Linked DNA regions of Mus musculus: region 2 is linked to region 1. The links are chromatin loops, found by intact Hi-C in ENCODE. Cell type or tissue: left cerebral cortex. All regions are shown on one strand. Each heading gives the region's core, and the rest is flanking DNA. Links, peaks and the distances in the headings are about the cores only.

Region 1 (2,500 bases), core at 1-2,500:
TCCCTGTTTGGCTCCTCACTCATCCCGTGCTCCTCCCTGCCTCCCTGCGCTCCTGTCCACACCTTTCTCTCAGCGGGATTCACTTCCCTCCGTGTCAGTGGTATTCCCTGCAGGCCCTTTGAGGAGGGACCCTAGAGGTGGGGGGCACTCCATGGCAGCTGCTGCGTAACAGTGACTCTGATGCCATTTCTGGCCCTCGCTGCCGCGCGCAAAGCAGCTGTAACCCAAGGAGCTTCATCCATAATTCAGGTTGCGGCTCTCACGGAAGGCAGGGGGGAGAGGGAGGGGGAGGTGGTGGGCTCTGGGCTTCTCTGCCCCCAGGCAGGATTGGAGTGGGCACTCCAGGCAGAGGCAAGGTAGGGGGTTGGGAGAGCACCTTGTGCTCCCTCTGCTCTCCCTCCTCCGCCCCTAGCACCTTCCCCTTCTCCCACATCCCCTCCCTAAGGCCTGCTTCTCACACCTCTTCACAGCCACTCCAGGCCCTCCCCTGAGGTCCACAGCTATACTCTAGGTTCCCCAATGCATGTCCTGGGCAGGCACAGTGTGTCAGAAGTGGACGGGGGATCCTCAGCCACCATCTAGAACAAATCTTCGTGAGACAAGAAATCACTGAGGGCTGGAAAGGAGAAAAGTGGGCTTCCGGTTGGTAGAACCCCTTTCTGTCCTTCTCAGAATCTTTGGTTTCTTCCCTTCCTTGCAGTCAAGGCAGAGGGAAGCCTTTTCTGCAAGCCTCCCTCACCCTCTGTTAACCCCCTAACATGAATGGCGTATGGGACCAGAGAAGGACTCAATCTACTCTTGAGCCCTTACTGCATGCCAGTACTCCATTTATGCATGCTGCCCTCTTTATCCACAGAACCCAACCTGTCATGGCCCCTGGGGAGATCAATAGTACAAAGGCCCCAACCTTTCTAGGAAGGGAAGAAGACTTCACTCTGAAGTCCAAGTGTAATGTGGGACCCAGAGCTGAAAGAGCACACACTGGACTGTGGACCAAGGACCTGCTCTGACCTTTCTTTCAGAGTCCCCTTCCCCCATCATACCTTCTCAATAAGATATGCTGGCCTAGAGGTAAAGGGAATATAGGTACTGTGCCCAGATGCTCAGTCTTGGAACAACCACAATACTAGCTGTTCAGGGTCGGGGGTCAGGGTCACGGGGTGGGGGTGGGGACAGGACAGGATGGACATAGGCTCTCTCCATAGATTTCCACTCCTAGGTTCCAGGCTCTGGTTACTCTAGAGCACAGCACAATTGAGAGTCAAGAAGAGGTGATCAGTGACCAAAGGCATAGCCAGATCTGGCCACAGGAGGGAGTGGAGAGAGACTACAACATGATATTGATCCCCGGAAGGCTAAGGTACCCAGAGCCAAAAGGATCCATTCACCAAGGGATCATGGTCAAAGCCCAAGGGCTGCCAGACCTTGGAGTACCCAGGATCTGAGATAAAGTTCTCAGCTTGTGCCAGCCGTTAGGCCAGAGGCCCCTGGGAATAAGAAACTTGAGGAGGAAGGGGTGGGGGGCAGTGTCCAAGGCAGGAACCAGGGTGCACCATAATAGGGCAGAGATGTCCCAGTAAAAGTAGACAGGCCTCTAGTTGTAGAAAGAAGGTGCTGGGTCCTAAATACAAGCACCATCTGCACACCTCAAACGCTGCCTCAGAGAAGAGCCAGGGGCCTGCCAGGCAGATGCTGAGGGGGCAGAGGGTGAGGAGGTGGGGGGCCTTGGGAGTGGCAGGGGGGCGATGGCATACCAGTGACGCAGGGGCCTGAGGAGGCACCGATGCAGGTGACTGGAGGCTTTAAAGCTGCTGCAAACAGCTTCTCACTCTGCCAGAATGTAACACCCCAAAATAAGCAGCTACTGTGGGGCGGCAGGATCCGACGTCGGGGCTTGGAGATATAAATGGCAGCGCTGAGGCAGCCCAGGTACCCACCCCAAGGAGGCTGCCCCCCACCCCCACACACAAAGTGCTCACGCTCCTTCCCTCAGCTCTAACCCAGACCCCGAGCTCAGGGTCCTTTGGACTAGCCCAGCAGCTACTCCTGAGAGAAGGGCTATACCAGGCAGGCGCTTTGGAATGGAGAGCTTCCCACGTGGAAGTGGTTACCAGAGCCTCTTTGTCTACTCCCTGGGCACCATCGCTTCTCTTCCATCTCCTTCTCTGGCTTCTGTTGACATCCTAATCCGTCTCAAATCACTCTACCGCGTAGGGATCCCGGCCCCCACCCCTGGTGACCATTTTCCTGGTGTCTGAGTCTTACATCTATCCTTCCTCACTAGCTTCCGCTGGTTTCTAGTCCTCCCATCCCCTTTCCATTCCAATCTCCTAGAGCCCCAGTCCTCACCCTTCCGGTTATCTCCCCCCCCCCCCCCGCTCCCCTCTAGCTTTTTATGCCCCTGTACACCTCTCTCCTGAACTGGTCACCCTCTCCTCCCTCTTCCTTGGTCTTCCCCTGGACCCCAGTTTCTGGTCGTCTAACCTTTATGCCTCCTCCT
Region 2 (7,017 bases), core at 2,962-5,461, 150 kb before region 1:
TAAAGGCGTATGCCACCACGCCTGGCAAGGGTTCATTTCTTTTGCCAACTTAATTGAATCAGTCCTTGGACACCAAGGGTGGTGCAACTTTGGGTGTATCTGTGAAAGGATTTCAGAAAAATGCAACTGAAGAGGAAGATTTGCCTTGAATGTGGACAGCTCCATTTCATGGCCTGAGGTCCTGGACTGAATCAGAAGAGGAAAAGGAAAGGCCACTTAAGGACCTACATTCCAGCCGGGTGGTGGTGGTGGTGCACGCCTTTAATCCCAGCACTTGGGAGGCAGAAGCAGGTGGATTTCTGAGTTCGAGGCCAGCTTAGTCTACAGAGTGAGTTCCAGGATAGCCAGGGCTACACAGAGAAACCCTGTCTCGAAAAACAAAACAAAACAAAACAAAACAAAAAAAGGACCCACATTCCTCTCTGTCTACTTCCTGATCTGGCCAGACGTAAGCAAGTTTTCACCACCATAGCTGCATGCCATTGCCACTGCCATGTCTTCCCCGTGTTGACTGACTCTGTCTCCCGAACCATTCATCAAGATAAAAACCTCCTTTCAGTTGCTTTTTGTCAAACATTTGATTATAGCAACGAGAGAATCATAACTAAAACATTTAAACCAAGAGCTTAGGGGGCCGGATCAGTTTCTAATAATGGGCAAACAATTACACAGTGTTAGCTGTTAGGTGTTGTTCCATGGCTGTATGGGTATATATTCATTTAATCCCAGGTAGAATCCTATGTTGTAGTTATAACTGTAACCTCCATTTTACAGGTTTTCTGGGTTTCTTTTTTAAGATGTATGTGTGTGAGTGTTTTGCCTGTGTGTATATATGTGGACCACGCTCATACTTGGCACCTGCAGAAGTCAGAAGATGATGGAGCACTGGATGTTTGTGAGCAGGCCATGTGGCAATCAAATCCAGGACCTCTGCAAGAGCAACAAGTGCCCTTAACCCATGAGCCAACTCTTCAGCTACTCCACCCAACCCACACTGTTTGTTTGTGATTTGGGGTTGTTTGTTTGTTTCAGTTTTTCAAGAAAGGGTTTCTCTGTGTAGCCCTGGCTTTCCTGGAACTCATTCCATAGACCAGGCTGGCCTTGAACTCAGAGATCCATCTTCTCTGCCTCTGCCTCTTGAATGTTGGACCTAAAGGTGTGAACCACAACTGCCCCACATATTTTTATGTAGAAGAGTGTTTTGTCCACAAGTATGTGTGTGCATTGTGTGCATGCCTGATGCGCTTCTAGATCAGAAGAGGCCTGATTTCCTGGAACTGGAGTTACCAATAACTGTGAGCTGCAATTGCTAAGCCATCTTTCCAACCCTTGTTTGGTTTTTAAAGCAGGTGAATACTTTGTTCATCCTTGCCCACATGATGAATTTGAACTGAGAGATCAGGGGAACTTTCTGGTCTACCTTTCTCTTGCTGGTCTTACCTAGCACTCAGTTTTCAGGCAGGTAGTTGTCACCTCTCACAGTTTTCTTTGGAGATGTGATTTAGTTACGCCATTCATTCACCATGCAGGCATTAGCTTTTCAACGAACTATTCGGCATAGGCTGATCCTTTTTCATTCTTCAGAATTTTAGCTCTAGACTTCCATTAGCAAGCATGTAGCCTAATCCTTTTTCTTCGGAACTCACTCTTCCCAGTCTGGTTCTTTGCTTCCACTTTCAATGCGTCCCAGTTACCTGAAAGGCATCTTTCCTCAGATAGTGTATAACCATCTCATCTTTCCTCAGATAGTGTATAACCATCTCAAGCTGAAATCAGCAAGAGCCCTCTCCTCCCTTTGAGATTGCTCTCCACTTGACTTCTTTTTTTTCTTTTTTTTTTTTTTCTTCTTTTTTTTTGATTTTTCAAGGCAGGATTTCTCCATGTAGCCATGGCTGTTCTGGAACTCTCTCTGTAGACCAGGCTGGCCTCGATCTCAGAAATCCACCTGCCTCTGCCTCCCGAGTGCTGGAATTAAAGGCGTGTACCACCACCACACTCTGCTCCACTTCACTTCTTAAATACAGAAAAAGGACGGTATACAAGCCATTTGAGTGTGCTTGTTGCCTGCACTCTCTTCATTTCCAATCTCACCAGGCACTCTGGCAGTCTGCCTGCACCCGACCCCCGTAGGACACCCCATCACTCTGTCCTGTGTCCTGGTCCTTCTCTACAGCTAAACCTTTGATAGTTTTGTTTCTTTGTTGATTTAAGTTTATGAACATCCCTTTTGCTTCCAGCTCTAATTCTACAGCCTAGAGGCTGTTCTCTGCTTTTCCTCAAGCCTGGACCCTCAAAGTCATCTTCCTCTTATCCTTCTTTTCTTTTTCCTTTGTTGGGCTCATCATGCTGCGTGTCATGGTGATGATGTGGGGGTGGCAATGTGCCACAGTGCAGAGGCCAGAGGACAACGCTTTGGAGTGGACCCTGTCCTTTGACCTTGACAGAGATTCTGTCTGGGGACTGATCTCAGGTTTTCAGTCAGGCTTTTGGAAAGCAAGTGCATTTACCTGCTGAGCCATCTTCACAACTCCAGTATTACCATTTTTATCTGTTACACCCGCCATCTTTCTTTCTGGCTTTTGTATTTTGAGAGCCTTGAACTCTGGATCCTCCCATCTCTGCTTCTGCAGTGCTGGGATCACAGACATGAGCCATCATGACCAGCGTGCCTGTTTTTAGGCAGAGGCTCACACTGTAGCCCAGACTGGCCTGCAACTCCCTGTGTACTTAAGGCTGGCTGCTTACTGAGAGAGATCCTCTCACCTCAGCTTCCTGAATGATGCTAACCATCATTTCAGAGTCCTTCTTTCTTCAGCCAGCTCTTCTCATTTTCAGGCCTCTAGTACTAACCCTCATGATACACACACTGTGTCTTCAGAGCTTACCTACACGCCAGACTTGATCCCAATTGAGTATTCAGAATCTCCCTTTCTTCTTACAGGACCCATGGGATCTTTCTTTACCTGTTTTCCCTGCCTTAATCTTCACCCCTCACATGTGAGAAGAGAGATAGATAGCAAAACTACTCTCCATGAGTCTGTTTCAGTTTTCATTTTCTGAAAATTAGCCTATGAAATAAAATGGAGTTCTGTCTTGTGGATGGGTGCGTGTTCTGGGCCCACATAATTTAGTGACAGACACAGTACTGCACTCCATGGAAAGTGTTCCAGGTCAGATGAATTTTACCTGGAAGCTGATTTTAAATAAATAAATAAATAAATAAATAGTGGAGCTGGAGAGATGGCTCAGCAGTTAAGACCAAGGCTGCTCTTCCAGATGAGTTCAATTCCCAGCAACCACATGGTGGCTCACAACCATCTGTAATGGAATCTGACGCCCTCTTTGGTGTGTCTGAAGACAGTGACAGTGTACTCATATAAATTAAGTAAATAAAACTGTAAAAAAATTAGCAAGGGAAAATGTAATCCCTCTATAAGACAAACATTTGGCATCATGTCTCTTGAAATATCAAAACTGTAATAGAAAATCCCCTCTGAGCTTGAGTCATGCTCTGAGATGATGATGATGATGATGATGGTTCCCACCTGTATTGGTTCAGAGTTTCTGTTTATCCACTCCTTATCTTACCAGGACACACAGACTGGCCTGGAATTTGCAGTCCTGCCCATCTCATTGCCCCATGTAGAGAATGCTGTTTTGAAATAACACTAATCCTGGGGGTTGGAGAGATGGCTCAGCGGTTAAGAGCACTGACTGCTCTTCCAAAAGTCCTGAGTTCAATTCCCAGCAACCACATGGTGGCTCACAACCATCTGTAATGGGATCTGACACTCTTTTCTGGTGTGTCTGAAGACAGCTACAGTGTACTCGTATACATAAAGTAAACAAATCTTAAAAAAATAAAAATAACACTAACCCATAACAAAATTCAATTTAGAATGCTAATTTTAAAAGTTAAGTACAGGCCAGGCGTGGTGGTGCACGCCTTTAATCCCAGCACTCAGGAGGCAAAGGCAGGCAGATTTCTGAGTTCGAGGCCAGCCTGGTCTACAAAATGAGTTCCAGGACAGCCAGGGCTATACAGAGAAACCCTGTCTCGAACACCACCCCCCCCCAAAAAAAAGTTAAGTACAAAAGGAGGGAACAACCTAAAATTTCATTACTCTTTACTTAGTGCCTATCATATGTCAGGCACTTTGGAAATTTACAAGCTGTCTCACATAGTCACTTCTTCTGGAGGTAAATAGAATTAGCTTCACTGGTCAGAAGAGGAATTGTATAGTGCAGGAGGATTAGTCATTTGCCCAGGGTTCCTGGTGAATAATTGGCAAAGCTAAGATTTCAACACCGGTGTCTTGGATATCAAAGCCAGACACATAGCCCTTGTCTGAAGATGAAAGCAAACAACTATTTTGCAAATATCTTCAGCATGCTGGACTTTGCAATAGACACTGCAGTCTTGGGATGCAGAGTGAAGTTCCCCTGAGGATCTGAAAGTTCACAGCTCTGTTAAGAACCTCATGTCACATAGGTGTCTCCATTGGCAGCACAAACCGTTTGGAGGGAGTTGATAAGAGGTTCCTGGGTTTAAGATGTCATATTTGACCTATGGCTTCTTTGGGGCCATGAAATGGACATTAAAGCTTCCAAGTACTCAGTACTGAACACATTTGAGAGCCTGGTTTGTCAACCATGACAATTAATATATCCTTCTTTACCTTACCCTGCATCAGAGCTGATGTCAGAGTTGAAGTGGAAATGTATCATGTTGAGTGCGAGTGTACTTCCTGGCTCTCTCTAGATCCACCTCACTTCACCATCCTTGCTCCCTCCCTGCCACCCTCACTCCATCCCTGCCCTTCTTCGGGTTCCGTTTCCTTGGTCACACAGCCTTGCTCCTTAACAACCTATTTCTCCTTTTCCTTACCACCTACATCGACACCCCTATGCCAGCCATCTCTCTGCCCCCACTCCCTAACATCACCCCTCTAGCCTGGTCCCTTGATGCCTGCCCCCTCCCTCCCTCTCAACCCGCCTCCTGTGTCTCCCAGCCCTGCTCTGACGTGGGAGGTGAGGGGGGTGGGGGGTTGGATGACTCACAGTGTTATGATGCAGTTCCACAACACACAGCCACATTTACCCACAGACCGAGGTACAGAGCAAGAGGCAACCTCTGCCCCCCAGCAGCTGTCCAGCCTGCAGTCCCAGACCTCAGCCCCTCAACTACCCTCCCCCAATCCCATCCCCTTCCCAATTGAAGGAACCAACAGAGAAGAGAGAAGAGTGAACAGAGAGATTGAAAGAGATAGACGGAGATCTCTGGAGCAGACCTCAAGGTGAGGGGGGCAGCCCTTCTCCAAATCAATTTTTCCCCTTCGCAAATTACCTCTTCCTGCTGTGTGTTGCTTTCTCTCCTTTGCAAAAGCATTATTCATCCACCCTTTGTCCTCCCTTCCCCCTCCCTGCTGCCTCCGCTCCCTCCTCTCTCTCAGCTCCTCCATCCTTCCCCAAGCTCTGACGATTCTCTCGCACTTATTTCCCGGCAACTTTGGCTGCGGCATCAGACATCACTGTTTATTGTTTTTGCTACCGGTGCAGACCCCCAGAGTCAGCCCTGGGAGCTGGCTGCTCTGCTAATTATTCGGACCATACCATACTGAAAATGCCTGGTCCAGGGGGAGGCGAAAACTCAAAGCAATTGAATACATCCGTTGTGAGCACAAGTCCCCCTCCCCTTTTTATTCCCTGAGAGGCACTGGATTCGCACCTGGTTCCACCTGTCTCTGCCTTGTCACTTAGGCTCTCAGTTGCCAGTCTTCCCAGGCACAAGCCCTTCTGCTCCCCCCACCTCCCACAGTCCAGCCTCATCTCAGCTTCAGGGACTCGTCCTCTTCCCAGCACTCACCTTTGTTTTGTTTTCTGACCTCAGTAATTTCCCCGATTTGCTTCACCCCATGACGAGAGAGGGCAGAAATGGGAGAAGTGACCCCAACTCTCCTTTTTATGATTTTTTAATTTAATTTTATTTTTTTGTCCTTTGCAGCTTCTCCTCTGCTGGACAGAGAAGCAGAAAGGGACAGGGAGGGAGGCGTGACAGTGACAGAAGGACAGGGCTAGGGAAGAAGATAGCGGGAGGGGGCAAACCTGGCATCTCCTGGTCCCTTGAAGTAGGTGTTTCAAGGTGGCACCTTGAGGTGAACTACAGGCAAACTTGAAGGAAGATCATGGAAGTGATGCTGAACTGTAGCAAGAAGGGCCAGAATACAATGTCACCCTGAACTAAGCCCAAGGTGTCTTCCTGGGACTCAAGACAACAGTAGAGGACCAAAAACTGAAGATGGTCTCACCCAGGGGGATTTGTGGAGACTGCATGACAGCCCTTCGAGACAGTAGAAGAATCGGGTGCTCATGGCCACCATGGAGGACAGGAGAACAGACTGTTTATGTGGGTAACTGAAGCTGTGCTGCCTCCTCTGCTTGGTGGTCTAGCATCACGAGAGCACTTAGCGGGCATCTCTGAAGGAGACACAGGCCACCCCACCTACAGCTGCAGGATGCTCCACTAGAGAGGCAGAGGCACATCACCTGCTTATCGGAGTTAACAGAAGACACTTCCCTCCTTATCCTCTGCCTGCAGTGCACTCAGCTACTTTGGGACTGGAGTGTGAGCAGATCCCAGCGTCTCAGGATTCTTATCCCCGCAATTATCTCACTGTTGCTGTCCTGGCACTGGCATTTGCTCTAGCTCCTGGGAGGAGAAATGTTTTCTGCCTTGTGCCCTAAAGCCCAGCTTTTAAAAATAAGGTGTCCCCTTACCCTGTTGTCTCCTATTAAGGTTGCTCTCACTCTATAGCACACAGCCCAGAAGCCTGGCTTCTGATGTGCTGCCTACTTTCCACGGGCCTAGCTGTCAGACTTGCTGGAAGAAAGATAATTCTCCTCCTAGGGCTAGGTGCTTGTCTTTAACTCAGAGCTAAGGCAACGGTAAGTAAGTAATGAGACCAGAGGACCAGATGCTAGGAAGACAGCAAGTGCTCCCTCTAGTCTGGGAGCTGT

Evidence for each region. A loop is a pair of places that touch in the nucleus more often than their neighbours do. Peaks named below come from ENCODE experiments on the same cell type or tissue, not always from the same donor. Only the 100,000 strongest peaks of a DNase experiment are listed, where the experiment ranks them.
Region 2: a loop joins it to region 1, with 3.0 times the contacts of the local background. A loop is called at or near these places in 1 of 42 quality-filtered maps.

What each region holds. Positions count from the first base shown.
Region 1 is chr2:84,883,528-84,886,027 of GRCm38, forward strand. All of the region lies in intron 1 of Rtn4rl2 (reticulon 4 receptor-like 2), which reads right to left. Among named protein-coding and RNA genes, the nearest start is that of Rtn4rl2, 1.9 kb to the right of the region's middle. In left cerebral cortex, for the core only: a CTCF peak has its summit at 1,299; DNase peaks (open chromatin) are centred at 187, 751, 1,860 and 2,121; H3K4me3 peaks cover 2,454 bases; H3K27ac peaks cover 2,239 bases.
Region 2 is chr2:84,728,997-84,736,013 of GRCm38, forward strand. Ypel4 (yippee like 4) reads left to right here and starts at 5,208. Exons shown (of 5, transcript NM_001005342.2): 1 at 5,208-5,297. In left cerebral cortex, for the core only: no CTCF peak of the experiment used is centred there; DNase peaks (open chromatin) are centred at 4,467, 5,031 and 5,394; H3K4me3 peaks cover 795 bases; H3K27ac peaks cover 988 bases.